Linked DNA regions of Homo sapiens: region 1 is linked to region 2. Evidence: chromatin loops called from intact Hi-C (ENCODE). Cell type or tissue: heart left ventricle. All regions are shown on one strand. Links, peaks and the distances in the headings refer to the core of each region. The heading gives the core; the rest is flanking DNA.

The links. Hi-C counts contacts between places; a loop is a spot of excess contacts. Peaks named below come from ENCODE experiments on the same cell type or tissue, not always from the same donor. Only the 100,000 strongest peaks of a DNase experiment are listed, where the experiment ranks them.
Region 1: it touches region 2 in a loop (16-fold over the local background); 100 of 110 quality-filtered maps call a loop at or near these places.

Annotation. Positions count from the first base shown.
Region 1 is chr9:76,444,137-76,451,632 of GRCh38, reverse strand. It overlaps a transcript of GCNT1 not described here. Among named protein-coding and RNA genes, the nearest start is that of GCNT1, 11 kb to the left of the region's middle. In heart left ventricle, for the core only: a CTCF peak has its summit at 3,970 (motif pointing left); no DNase peak of the experiment used is centred there.
Region 2 is chr9:76,700,610-76,708,105 of GRCh38, reverse strand. PRUNE2 (prune homolog 2 with BCH domain) reads left to right here. Exons shown (of 19, transcript NM_015225.3): 8 at 1-3,345; 9 at 4,007-4,769. Among named protein-coding and RNA genes, the nearest start is that of PCA3, 60 kb to the left of the region's middle. In heart left ventricle, for the core only: a CTCF peak has its summit at 3,316 (motif pointing right); no DNase peak of the experiment used is centred there; H3K27me3 peaks cover 1,203 bases.

The DNA of each region.
Region 1 (7,496 bases), core at 1,746-6,745, 260 kb after region 2:
AATATTTCTTTGGCCTTTTATATTAAAACTTTTAATTAACATTTATCTTTTTAATGGTAGGCATTCCTCATTTTAAGATACCTGACCCTTAAACAACTGATTTTTGCCACCACCTTTCAACAGATGCTTCAGCTGGTTTTGTGGGAACAACACCAACCAGAGTCCCCAGGAGACCGTTTCTTAGTCCCTGACTCACCCCATGTAGGAGGCTTAGGATTGCATCTGAATTGCTCAGTGGTGAATAATATTCTTTTATCATTAACAAAAGGGAGGTCAACAGTGTTGATCTTTGCCAGAGCCTTGTTTTTCTGAAAAATAGCACTGGCTAAAGAGCTCTCCTCATCCTTTTATGATAGCCACCCATCCTCTTCTTGCAATAATCCTTTTGAATAAAGTCTCCCCTTGCCTAAATCCAGATTTATTTTGACAAATGCTACAAAATTAGTTTTGAATTGTTTTAGAAATTTAATCAAATTACATTGAAAAGAACATGAGGAAGACATAAAAGAGTAAGGTACTACTTTCAAAGCATGGAGAAAGCAAATTCAATCATAAATGTACTGTCCAGGAAAAAAAGAAAGTGTGGCTCCTAAGCATGCAAATTCCAGGTAGAGTAAAGCCTGAAATATGTTTCTAAAACCCATACATGTAAGTTCTTTAATGTTTTTAAAAAGAAACAGGTTGATCCCTTTTAAGAGCAGGCAGCATTTCTCAGAATGGCAACAAAGCTAAAATCACACACAAAATAGTTTGATATAGTTAATACATTAAAGTGTTAAATGTATGCATAACAAAATATATCATAAACAAAGTTAAAAGTCAACAAACTAGAAAATATATGCAATAGTATGTAAGCAAAAATTAATTTTTCAAATAAAGGGGTGTTTACGTAAAAATATGCACCAGGTGAAAAATGGGCAAAGGGCATGATAAGATACTTCACTAAAGAAGAAATCCACATAAAAAGATGCTCAATTTCAATAGGAATTGAAGAAAAGCAAATTAAAACTACAAATCACTTTTTACCTATCAGATTGGCAAAGTTGAAAAAGATTGATAAACATAATATAGATGAAGGTGTAGGAATACAGACTCCTGTGCTGCTCTCTGTTGTAGAGATTTCTACAAACTTTCTAGAAGGCATTTGGACAACATGGATACTTATGGACAACTATTCATCTAGGAATTTATCCTATGTAGGAAATTTTACAAATACACAAAGATTTCAGAATCGAAACACTGTAAACAATGTAAGGGTTGTTAAAAAATAATTTTCAGAGAAAGATAAAATCATGACTCATACAAATATAAAAGTGCACATCTGTTAAGGAATTTACGCATATGCTATAAGGGAATCAGATGTACGTTATAAACATTTCAAAGGAAAAGTCAAAAAGCACAGATTTATCTGGAGTAAAGGAATGTTAAGATGAATTGCAAATGGAAACAAAACTGGTATTTTCATAGGGTGGGGATGGCGGGAACCAATTAAATTATTGCCAGACAGGACAGAATTTACACACCATCAGTTACATATAATTTATAAAAAGAGGCGAATAGGGCCGGGCGCAGTGGCTCACACCTGTAATCCCAGCACTTTGGGAGGCTGAGGCTGGTGGATCACTTGAGGTCAGGAGTTTGAGACCAGCCTGGCCAAAACGGCGAAAACCTGTCTCTACAAAAAATACAAAAAATTAGCTGGGCGTCTGTAATTCTAGCTACTTGGGAGGCTGAGGCATGAGAATCACTTGAGCCCAGGAGGCAGAGGTTGCAGTGAGCCGAGATCACACCATTGCACTCCAGCCTGGGTGACAGGGTGAGACTCTGTCTCAAAAACAAAACAAAACAAACAAAAACGAAAAGGTTTATTTTGTTTGCATATGTAAGCTTCACAGAAAAAAAGTGAAAATCCCAAAGAGGTGCTTAGACCCAGGAGCTTATACAGCATTTTAACAGAGGATGATAAAGTGTGGGAAGCTACTAGACAAGGGAAATGGGGAGAGGCTGCGCTTCTCTGGTGTGGGTAAATTGTGGGAAGGTAACTGGGAAAGGCATGGTAATTAAGGCTTGTTTAGTGAGGTGTGTTATGCAGATGAATTGTTCACCTTATTCTGGTATGGGAGAGGGCATCACCTTTGCAAAGGGAAATTAGGCAAACGTTTGTAGGTAGAAAGAGAGAGGGCAAAGAGTTTTGCTTGTGTCTGCTGTTTCTCAGTTGCCTTTAGCTCAAAATAATCCTTATGCCAATATGGCATGTTTTGAGGTGGCACATTCTTTTTTACTTTTACTATTATCATTTTATTTGCTTGTTTTTTTTTTTGTTGTTTTTTATAGAGACAGGGTCTTGTTTGTTGTTGCCCAGGCTGGAGTGTGGTAGTGTGATCATACCTCACTGTCATCTTGAACCAAGTAGCTAGGACTACAGGTACACACTACCCCGCCCCGCTAATTTATTTTATTTTGTTTTTGGTAGAGACAGGGTCTTGCTTTATTGCCCAGGCTGGTCTCAAACTCCTGGCCTCAAGGGATCTTCTCACTTCAGCCTCCCAAAATGCTGGGATTATAGGCCCTGCCACCATGCCCAGCCTGGGGTGGCATATTCTGATCCCTTTCCCATTGTTTCAGAAAGATGTTTCCATTTTGGAAAAACATAAAATAAATGAACAAATAATAGTAAATTTAGCATTTCTGTCCAAAAGAAAATGACATGTACAGTGAGCAGATGCCCATCAGGGTGTTTACCAGCAAAAACAAGTTAAAAGAAGTACCTGTCTGAATGGATCAACAAATTGCAGCATATCATATTAAAATAATGGAATGACATTTAAGAAAGCAAAATTGATTCACACTTCAACATGGATGAATCTCCAGACCTTATGTGGAGATAAAGATGCCAAACACGAAAGAGTACAGACCGTTTGATTCATGTTTATGTATCTGAAATTCTGGAAGAGGCAAATCTAATCTATAGTGACAGAAAGGAGAGCAGTTGTTGCTGGGGCTGAGTGTGGGGAGAGGAGGGCATTTGCTTTTTGGGGTGATAGAAATGTTCTTTATCTTGATTGTGGTAATAATTGCCTGGGTTAGTAGGTTGGTCAGAAGTCATGGAACTATACACCTAAACAGCTATATTTTATTAAACCATGCCTCAATAAGATTTTTTTGCTGCTGTTGTTGTTTTGAGGTGGGGTCGTACTCTGCAACCCAGGCTGGAGTGCAGTGGCATGATCACAGCTCACTGTAGCCTCAGTCTTCTGGGCTCAAGCCATCCTCCCACCTCAGCCTCCCAAGTACCTGGGACTACAGGTACGTGCCACCACACCTGGCTAATTTTTGTATTTTTTGTAGAGATAGGGTTTCACCATGTTGCCCAGGCTGGTCTCAAACTCCTGGGCTTAAGTAATCCGCCTGCCTCGGGCTCCCAGAGTGCTTGGATTACAGGCGCGAGCCACCGCGCCTGGCTGTGTGTATATATATATATAAAGTGTCTGTTAGTAAAGACTAGAGGGGTAAACAGAAAGCAGACAGCATGTGTTGAGCAAAATCTGGACTCGCTGAGTTTGCAGTGATGATAAACTTTCAGAGTAGAGGCTCTCCAGGCTTCTCAAAGTATTCCTGGACTCAGTGATTCCTATCTGGAAGCCATCTGGACAAAGACGGCTGGCACAGCCATGCCACTAAATGCACTCTTTTGAGGGTAAGAGTGCATAGAAGTTGTGAGGCATTTTCAGTTTCAGGAATCCAGCACAGCAAAGGAAGATGACAGGGTCAGGGCGTACTGGACACAGGGATTGTGGACTGACATGCTAAAGAAGACGGATGAGCCAGGGGGCTCACAGAGTTTTTTTAAAGCTGAGCACCAAAATGCCTATGCTAAATGAACAAGAATGTTCTAGATATAAAAATTATTTAATAAACATCCTCCATACTGACTTGTAAATATTGCGTGAAGTGTGGCAGAGGCCCCCTCTGGTGGTAGTGTGCAAAATCACATGTATAACTATAAAAAAGTTAAGAAATAGGGTGAAAATCAGTCCTAGTGTTTACATACATTAGATGTTAGAGGTATATACTAAAGAGGCAGTTTAGGCTGGGCACAGTGGCTCATGCCTGTAATCCCAGCACTTTGGGAGGCTGAGGCAGCCCGATCGCTTAAGCCCAGGAGTTTAAGACCAGCCTGGGCAACATGGTGAAACCTCTCTCTACAAAAAAATAAAAATAAAAATTAGCTGGGGCGTGGTGGTGCACACCTATGGTCCCAGCTATTAAGGAGGCTAAAGTGGAAGGATTGCCTGAGCCCGGGAGGTTGAGGCTGCAGTGAGTGGTGATCAAGCCACTGCACTCCAGCCTGGGTGAGAGTGAGATCTGTCTCCAAAAAAGAAAAAGAAGAAAAAGAAAAAAAGAAAAGGAAGAAGCAATTCAGCAATATCCACATACCATCCATATCTGTTCTTTTTTTTTTTTTTTTTTTTTTTTTTTTTGACACAGGGTTTCACTCTGCCCAGGATGTAGTGCAGTGGCACGCTCCCAGCTCACTGCAGCCTCAATCTCCTGGGCTCAGACAATCCTCCTACCTCAGCCTCCCAAGTAGCTGGGATTACAGGTGGACGCTACCATGCCCAGTTAATTTTTGTATTTTTTGTAGAGATGAGGTATCACCATGTTGGCCACGTTGGCCTCAAACTCCTGGACTCGAGTGATCTGCCCGTCTCAGCCTCCCAAAGTGCTGGGATTACAGGCATGAGCCACTGTGCCCAGCCTAAACTGCCTCTTTAGTATGTACCTCTAACATCTAATGTATGTAAACACCAAGCCACTATGCTTGGCCCATATATGTTCTTTACTTTGCTTCTTCTCACTTAACACGTTTGGAAAATCATTCCATATTAGTTTATATAAAGCCTCTTTGTTCTTTTCAGTGTCTATCCAGTACGGGGCTATGCCATGATATTCAAATAGTTCCCTAATGGCCATTCCAGTTGTTTCCAGTTTTTTGCTATTATAAACAATGCTACAGTGAATGTCTTCACACATATATAAAACATATGTGTAGTATTAATTGCCGTAAGTGGTATTGCTTGGTCAAAATGTATGTGCATTTAAAAAGTTGATAGGTCTCACCCTCTGTGTGGGGGAAGATGATTGGCAATAGATACCATCAGACACAGGCAAAAGAAACAAGTTCCTTAGACCTTGATAAAGGATAGGAGAATTTAAACTCTAAGAAGATTGCATGGAGCGGGAGTTTTGGCAGCCGTCTTTTCCACAAGGGCAAACTTCCCTGGGTGCTGTGTGCTGGCTCCCATCAGCTTCTGCAAAAACTCTCCTTGTCTTACACCCTCTATATGTTCTGGAGACCCTGGCTATGTTCCTGACCAGAGAAGGGCACTGGAGTCACTCCAGTGCATTCCTGCATAATCTCTGCAAGGGAGACTTGAAGGTCAGTTTCCCAGGGTAAATTTTCTAGATAGATGATCCCCTAGGAACTCCCAGGCCTTAAGCTTCCTGATGACTCTTCATGTCTTCCACAGAGAAATTGTTCCAATTTACATTCTCACCAGCAATGTGTGACTTCCTGTTTCCCCCACACACTCACCAACAGAGCAAATTATCACAGGTTTTAAAAATAATATTTATTGATTTATTTAGGAAATGGGGTCTTGCTCTGTTGCCCAGGCTGGAGTCCAGTGGTGTAATTGACCACAGCTCACTGCAGCTTCAAACTTCTGGGCTTAAGAGATCCTCCCTCCTCAGCCTCTTGAGTAGCTGGAACAGGCACACACCACCATGTCTGGCTAATTTTCGTATTTTCTATTTTTTATAGAGACAGGAGTCTCACCATGTTGTCCAGGCTGGTCCCGAACTCCTGACCTCAAGCATTCCTTCCACCTTGGCCTCCCAGATTGCTGGGATTACAGGTGTGAGCCACCCCACCTAGCCACAGTTTTTATCTTTGCCAATTCTAATAAGTAAAAACTGAGGGAGGCCAAGGCGGGAGGATCGCTTGAGCTCGGGAGTTCGAGACCAGCCTGGCCAACATGTTGAAACCCCATCTCTACCAAAAAAGAAATACAAAAATTAGCTGGGCTTGGTGGTACATGACTGTAATCCCAGCTACTCGGGAGGCTGAGGGACAAGAATCGCTTGAGCCCAAGAGGTGGAGTTTGCAGTGAGCCGAGACTGAGCCACTGCACTCCAGCCTGGGTGAAAGAGTGAGACTGTCAAAAAAATAAATAAATAAATAAGGAAAGGAAAACCTGAAACAAAGAGTTTAAACTTTACATTGCTCTCATGTGTAAGGTACCACATCTTTTCATACAGTGATAATGAGAGATACATGTGTCTATATTCCTAGTAAAGCCAACCCTTCCACTGGGGCACCTGATCCTCATTCCAGGTATAACATCCTCTGATGTTATACTTGAGAACATCATCCGAGCAATTCTTTCTTCTGCAACTTCAACTTTTTTTCTCTCCACAGAATCGTTCCTATCAGCATGCAAAAATGTTATTTCTCCTTTTGACAACCCTTTCTTGAACGCCTTCCTCCTTAGCTACTGCCCTAATTCTCTACTTATAGCAGAGCTTTCCTTTTCTGGAAAGGGCCAGATAGTAAATATTTGAAGTATGGTGGGCTATTTATTCTCTCACAACCTCTTACCTGTGTCCCTCTAGTGTGACAGCAGCCACAGACAGCACGTAAATGAACAGGTGTGATCATAGTTTGCTGCAGTTTACTGACTCCTGCTTCATAGAAAACTGACCTTCATTCCCCCTTGCTGTGGTCAGGGAAGAAGGTGCTGTGGTTGTCGCCTGTTCCTTGCCTTCAGCAGGCTAAGAGCTGAGGTCTCCAGAACAACACAGAGGGCCCAAGAGGGCATCAGCCTCCTTGTGAAAACAGAAAAGGGAGTTTCTGGAAGAACCTGATTGTTTTGTGTCAAAAGAATTGCCTGTATCTGGTGTCTCCAAATTATATTAAACCCTCTCTAATCAGGTGCTTAGTCCCGTGCCTCTAGGGAAACTGCCCCTGTCCATTTCAGCTCTGTGGTTCTAAATCCAGCAGACATTTATCTAAACTTGTTTTACCTGTACTCTCAGCAGCATTTCAGACAAATCGTCACTCCTTGACCTTGAAACCCTTTTTCCTCACCTGGACTCTTAATCCTCATGGTTTTGTTCTCGTCACTCTTTGTCAGCCTTCAGTTTCCTCCTCTTCCCCCAGGCCTCTTAACCCTGCAGAGCTTCACGACTCAGGCCTCAGATCTCTTCTTTTTTCTCTACAGCCCTTCTGTATGGCCTCATCCAACCTCATGCTGTTAAGTACATCTAGATTTAACCTCGACATCGCTCTGATTTCTATCTCTAGTCTGGACCTGTCCTCAGAACTCCAGACTCATATTTCCAACTGCTTAGTAAACATCTCCCTTTACAGGTAAAATTGGCATTTCAAACAAACATGTCCAATACGCAGCTCCTTATCTTCTTCTCCCGGAGCC
Region 2 (7,496 bases), core at 1,306-6,305:
TCAGTCCTCAAACCGAGGAACCAGAGGAAGTTTTAGAGTATGAGGAGGGGTCTTACAATCTAGACTCCCGTGATGTGCAAACAGGGATGTCCGCAGATAACCTGCAGCCAAAAGATACCCATGAAAAACACCTCATGAGTCAAAGAAATTCAGGTGAAACTACTGAGACTTCAGATGGGATGAATTTCACAAAATATGTATCTGTACCTGAAAAGGATCTTGAGAAAACTGAAGAATGTAACTTTCTAGAGCCAGAGAACGTGGGTGGAGGGCCACCTCACAGAGTTCCCCGAAGTCTTGATTTTGGGGACGTCCCTATAGACAGTGATGTGCATGTCAGCAGCACATGTTCTGAGATAACCAAAAATCTTGACGTTAAGGGGTCTGAAAATAGCCTTCCAGGAGCCGGTTCGTCTGGAAATTTTGACAGAGATACTATTTCTAGTGAGTATACTCATTCAAGTGCATCAAGTCCTGAGTTAAATGACTCTTCAGTTGCACTGTCCTCCTGGGGCCAGCAACCCAGTTCTGGGTATCAAGAAGAAAACCAAGGCAACTGGAGTGAACAGAATCACCAAGAATCTGAACTAATTACCACTGATGGCCAAGTAGAAATAGTTACCAAAGTGAAGGATTTAGAGAAAAACAGAATAAATGAGTTTGAAAAGAGCTTTGATCGCAAAACTCCTACATTTTTAGAGATCTGGAATGACTCAGTTGATGGTGATTCCTTTTCCTCTTTATCCAGTCCTGAAACAGGCAAATATTCTGAACATTCAGGGACACATCAGGAAAGCAATCTAATTGCTAGCTACCAGGAGAAAAATGAACATGACATTTCTGCAACTGTGCAGCCAGAGGATGCCAGGGTCATTTCAACAAGCTCAGGTTCTGATGATGACAGTGTCGGTGGTGAAGAGTCAATAGAGGAAGAGATCCAGGTGGCCAACTGCCACGTTGCTGAGGATGAATCCAGAGCTTGGGATTCATTGAATGAATCTAATAAGTTCTTGGTCACAGCTGATCCTAAGTCTGAAAATATTTATGACTACCTAGACAGCTCAGAGCCAGCAGAGAATGAGAATAAGTCAAACCCATTCTGTGACAATCAACAAAGCAGCCCTGATCCCTGGACTTTCTCACCATTAACGGAGACTGAAATGCAGATTACAGCAGTGGAGAAGGAGAAGAGATCTTCTCCAGAAACAGGGACAACAGGAGATGTTGCATGGCAAATATCTCCCAAAGCTTCGTTCCCAAAGAACGAAGATAATTCTCAACTGGAAATGCTGGGCTTCTCAGCTGATAGCACTGAGTGGTGGAAGGCCTCACCCCAGGAAGGGAGACTAATTGAAAGTCCATTTGAAAGGGAGCTGTCTGACTCCAGTGGTGTGTTGGAGATAAATTCTTCAGTACACCAAAATGCCAGTCCCTGGGGAGTACCAGTTCAGGGTGATATTGAGCCCGTGGAAACACACTATACTAATCCTTTTAGTGACAACCATCAGTCACCCTTTCTGGAAGGTAATGGGAAGAACTCCCATGAGCAACTCTGGAACATTCAACCAAGGCAGCCAGACCCAGATGCTGACAAGTTCAGCCAGCTTGTAAAATTAGACCAAATTAAAGAAAAGGACTCAAGAGAGCAAACCTTTGTGTCTGCTGCTGGTGATGAGCTGACTCCTGAAACACCTACCCAAGAGCAGTGTCAGGACACCATGCTGCCAGTCTGTGATCATCCGGACACAGCCTTTACTCACGCAGAGGAAAATAGTTGTGTTACATCTAATGTTTCAACTAATGAAGGTCAAGAAACAAATCAGTGGGAACAAGAAAAATCATACCTAGGTGAGATGACAAATTCAAGCATTGCCACAGAAAATTTTCCTGCTGTCAGTTCTCCCACCCAACTGATAATGAAGCCAGGCTCTGAATGGGATGGCTCTACCCCAAGTGAGGACTCCCGAGGTACCTTTGTGCCAGATATTTTACATGGCAACTTTCAAGAGGGTGGGCAGCTGGCCTCTGCCGCGCCTGACTTGTGGATAGATGCTAAGAAGCCCTTCAGTTTGAAAGCAGATGGTGAGAATCCTGATATCCTGACGCACTGCGAACATGACAGCAATTCTCAGGCTTCCGACAGCCCTGATATATGTCACGATTCTGAAGCAAAGCAAGAGACTGAGAAGCACCTCAGTGCTTGCATGGGACCTGAAGTGGAATCCAGTGAGCTTTGTCTCACTGAGCCAGAGATAGATGAAGAACCCATTTATGAGCCTGGACGGGAGTTTGTCCCATCCAATGCAGAACTCGATTCTGAAAACGCAACTGTGCTGCCTCCAATTGGCTATCAAGCAGACATAAAGGGCTCCTCTCAGCCCGCCTCTCATAAAGGTTCACCTGAACCTTCTGAAATAAACGGTGACAACAGTACAGGTTTACAAGTATCAGAAAAAGGAGCCAGCCCAGATATGGCACCAATTTTGGAACCAGTTGACAGAAGAATCCCAAGGATTGAAAATGTGGCAACTAGCATTTTTGTAACTCACCAAGAGCCAACTCCAGAAGGTGACGGTTCTTGGATATCAGACAGCTTTTCTCCTGAAAGTCAGCCTGGTGCAAGAGCTTTGTTTGATGGTGATCCACATTTATCCACAGAGAATCCTGCCTTGGTTCCTGATGCTTTGCTAGCCTCAGACACTTGTCTGGATATAAGCGAAGCTGCCTTTGACCACAGTTTCAGCGATGCCTCAGGTCTCAACACATCCACGGGAACAATAGATGACATGAGTAAACTGACATTATCCGAAGGCCATCCGGAAACGCCAGTTGATGGGGACCTAGGGAAGCAAGATATCTGCTCATCTGAAGCCTCGTGGGGTGATTTTGAATATGATGTAATGGGCCAGAATATCGATGAAGATTTACTGAGAGAGCCTGAACACTTCCTGTATGGTGGTGACCCTCCTTTGGAGGAAGATTCTCTGAAGCAGTCGCTGGCACCGTACACACCTCCCTTTGATTTGTCTTATCTCACAGAACCTGCCCAGAGTGCTGAAACAATAGAGGAAGCTGGGTCTCCAGAGGATGAATCTCTGGGATGCAGAGCAGCAGAGATAGTGCTTTCTGCACTTCCTGATCGAAGAAGTGAGGGAAACCAGGCTGAGACCAAAAACAGACTGCCTGGATCCCAGCTGGCTGTGCTGCATATTCGTGAAGACCCTGAGTCCGTTTATTTGCCGGTAGGAGCAGGCTCCAACATTTTGTCTCCATCAAACGTTGACTGGGAAGTAGAAACAGATAATTCTGATTTACCAGCAGGTGGAGACATAGGACCACCAAATGGTAAGAAACATTCCATTCTTCCACTTCCAAGAAACTGCTGCGTTGATTAAACTAGTGCATATTTGTAAGACACACTCTTCCTACCAATGAGGGTAGAGAGAAAACTAACTACATTTTCAAGGCATGCCTCACTAAGTCCTGTATTATAACAGCAGTAAAATCTAGTGCATATGTAATACCTATTCCTGATAGTGCACGAGAAAATCGAATGACTCTACAAAATAAAAATATTTTCTAGCTGGGCGCGGTGGCTCACGCCTGTAATCTCAGCACTTTGGGAGGCCAAGGAGGGGGGATCACCTGATGTCAGGTGTTCGAGACCAGCCTGGGCAGCATGGTGAAACCCCATGTCTACTAAAAATACAAAAATTAGCTGGGCGTGGGGGCAGGTGCCTGTAGTCCCAGCTACTCGGGAGGCTGAGGCAGAAGAATAGCTTGAAACCAGGAGGTGGAGGTTGCAGTGAGCCGAGATCACACCATTGCACTCTATCCTGGGTGACAGAGCGGGACTCTGTCTCAAATGAATGAATGAATAAATAAATAAAATATATAAAAAATATTAAATTACCTCTTTTAGATGATCATTTGCAAGGATCACAAATCACACAATGTGTTAATTAAACCTTTTTCTCCTCTTCTCACTTTCAACTTCCACTTCTAGGTGCCAGCAAGGAAATATCAGAATTGGAAGAAGAAAAAACAATTCCTACCAAAGAGCCTGAGCAGATAAAATCAGAATACAAGGAAGAAAGATGTACAGAGAAGAATGAAGATCGTCATGCACTACACATGGATTACATACTTGTAAACCGTGAAGAAAATTCACACTCAAAGCCAGAGACCTGTGAAGAAAGAGAAAGCATAGCTGAATTAGAATTGTATGTAGGTTCCAAAGAAACAGGGCTGCAGGGAACTCAGTTAGCAAGCTTCCCAGACACATGTCAGCCAGCCTCCTTAAATGAAAGAAAAGGTCTCTCTGCAGAGAAAATGTCTTCTAAAAGCGATACGAGATCATCTTTTGAAAGCCCTGCACAAGACCAGAGTTGGATGTTCTTGGGCCATAGTGAGGTTGGTGATCCATCACTGGATGCCAGGGACTCAGGGCCTGGGTGGTCTGGCAAGACTGTGGAGCCGTTCTCTGAACTCGGCTTGGGTGAGGGTCCCCAGCTGCAGATTCTGGAAGAAATGAAGCCTCTAGAATCTTTGGCACTAGAGGAAGCCTCTGGTCCAGTCAGCCAATCACAGAAGAGTAAGAGCCGAGGCAGGGCTGGCCCGGATGCAGTTACGTTGCAGGCTGTCACCCATGACAATGAATGGGAAATGCTTTCACCACAGCCTGTTCAGAAAAACATGATCCCTGACACGGAAATGGAGGAGGAGACAGAGTTCCTTGAGCTCGGAACCAGGATATCAAGACCAAATGGGTAAGCAAAAAGCTAGATTTATTTTTTTTCCTGAAAAGCAATTTATTTAGAAACCTGGGAAATGGTTAGAGGTTATGGAATATGAGGAATACCTGGATGATAGCAGCTTTGCTTATATTGAATGCAAGGCACACCATCAGTAAAAGCAGCTACTAGATAACTATAACCATAATGATAATTTATGTACATTTTCAGCCAAAAAGCCCCTTCAATTTTCATTCAGTCTTATACCTACCCCCCAACTGCCACCCCACCTACTTGAATACCTACATGACTCTTCAACAGGCAGTTGGGAATACAAGGAAGTGACACTAACATTTAATCAGCACCTACTATGTGCAAGGCAGTTTGCATACATTATCTCATTTAATCCTAACATGCCAGTGGGGGGAATGGAAGGAGTAGGGTTGAGTAGGGGGATTCAAGGCTCAGAAATTTTCTATAATTTGCCTAGAATTAAGTAACCAGAGTGAACACCTGGGATTCGAAGCTTGCCACCTCCAAAGCCTGTACTTTCTCAGTTGACACACCGCTTAGCATACAGAGGCATTTTCATATTTTCAAATACAAGGCATTTTCTGGTTTTATGTAAGCACCTAACTTATAGTTAGATAAGAGACAGGCTCCACAGCAGTCTCCAAATCTCAGTGTAACACATTCATTCCCTAATTGGCAGAGAAATTGGCAAACTGTCATTAAATCAGTGATTCATTCATTCATTCATTCACCATGTGGTTTTTGAGAGCTTGCTCTGTGCCGTGGTTCTGGGTAGCCAATGGGCATATATCAGGGAATAGGATGTCATCACTGCCCTCAAGCTTCCAGTCTCTGCTGAAACTGTTTAGCATTCTTCATTTCTCTTCATTTGTGTTTATGAAGCCCACCTGCTTCCAGGGACAAAAGAACAAATTGTGAAAAGTAACTTAAGTAACGGGGAAAGTCATGTTTTCTCCTTAAAATGTAATAGAGAAAAGATATCGGCCAGGTGCGGTGGTTCATACCTGTAATCCCAACACCTTGGGAGCCCAAGGTGAGTGGATCACTTGAGGTCAGGAGTTTGAAACCACCCTGGCTAACATGGTGAAACCCCGTCTCTACTAAAAATTCAAAACTTAGCTGGGGTGGTGGCAGCACCTGTAATCCCAGCTACTTGGGAGGCTGAGACAGGAGAATTGCTTGAACCTGGGAGGTGGAGGTTGCAGTGAGCCGAGATCGTGTGACTGCACTCCAGCCTGAGTGACAGAGCCAGACTCCGTCTCAAAAAAAAAAAAAAGCGAGAAAAGATATATTTTTGCTACTCAGCTTGGGAGTGTAAAGGACTATACACATCACATACCCACAGTGAGTCAAGGAATCTGGATTCCAGCCTGCCTCTACCATGACTGATTATACATTTTAGGATTAATCCCAGGCTTAGGTTTTCTCATGCGTAAAATTAGTGAGTTGGGCTGAAAGATCTCAAGGCTTCCTGCAGTATTAAATTCTGGGAACTTAATTTGTGTGGAAACAGAATGTGTCCAGGGGAGCTTTGGCATTCACAAATTACATTTCTTGATGAAAGGAACAAGGACAATGGAAAGAATAGCTGGGGTATGTTGAGGATTAGCCAAGTGCAGAAGGGGTTAAAAGCTCTACCATATTCCAGGGCAGCTTCATAAATCCAGACATTGTCAGCTGGCCTAATCCTTCTTTCTTCCTGTCAAGCTATTTTCTTCCAGAGAGACCCCAGATCCGTTATCAGAAAGAGAGTAGCAGATGGATCCCAGCAGCCCTGCTGGCATTGTTATAGATTGAGCTCAGAACTCAGGCAGCCATGAGTTGGCTGAGCTATTGTTTGGCTTCTTGTGTGCATTTTGCACATGCCCCGAGATCCAACAGATGACAGTCAGTGTTCAATTGTGCCACCAGCACCTTTTCTTTCAACAAGATTTCTTTGCTCATCCCTTTCTGCTCAGCTTTTGTAGTACTGAAACTTTTCTCACAATGGGGATGGGGCAGATTTTCCCTCCGGCATGTGTATTATCTTTTGCATAAATAATTTACTGTGAATGTGTAAGTCTCCCTCTGTGCTAGATTTTGGGAGAATAAAGAGTTGTCTAAAACTGTGGTTCTCTAAGTGGGGTCCTAAGAACAGCAGCATCAGTATCACCTGAGTACTTGTTAGAAATGCAAATTATCGGCTCCGACTCAGACCTCCGGAATCAGGAACTCTGGGGGTGAGGCCCAGCCAGCTGAGCTTCAGCAACTCCTGATGCCCTCCAAAGCTTGAGAACCACTGGTTTAAAACATACTGTCAGCCGTCTAGGAGTTTACAGTTTAACTAAAGAGTTAGACATAAGTAAAAAGGTAGATAGCAGTGTAATATTTAAGTCAAGCTAGTCAATGCCCAATGTCAGTTTAAGTATAAAATGGGTACTAACTACAGGCTATTTGCTGTTGGACCAGGTGTTAAGCACTCTGCGCTATTTCACTTTACATAGGGCAACCCTGCGAGACAAGAATTATACAAGTGAGGAAATAAGAGGAGAGATATCTGTTTCGGGCGCCTTTATGGAGCAGGCAGCAGGAATGGCTTATTCTCTGTCAGACACAGGAGACAGAGTGCCCAGGGCCCATGATACTTTAAGGAGCCCATGAGAATATTTTCTTTTATAGTCAGAAGAAAAAATTATTATACTTTCAAGTGGATTTGTCTTTATACCAACAAAGTTATAAAATAAATTTTTA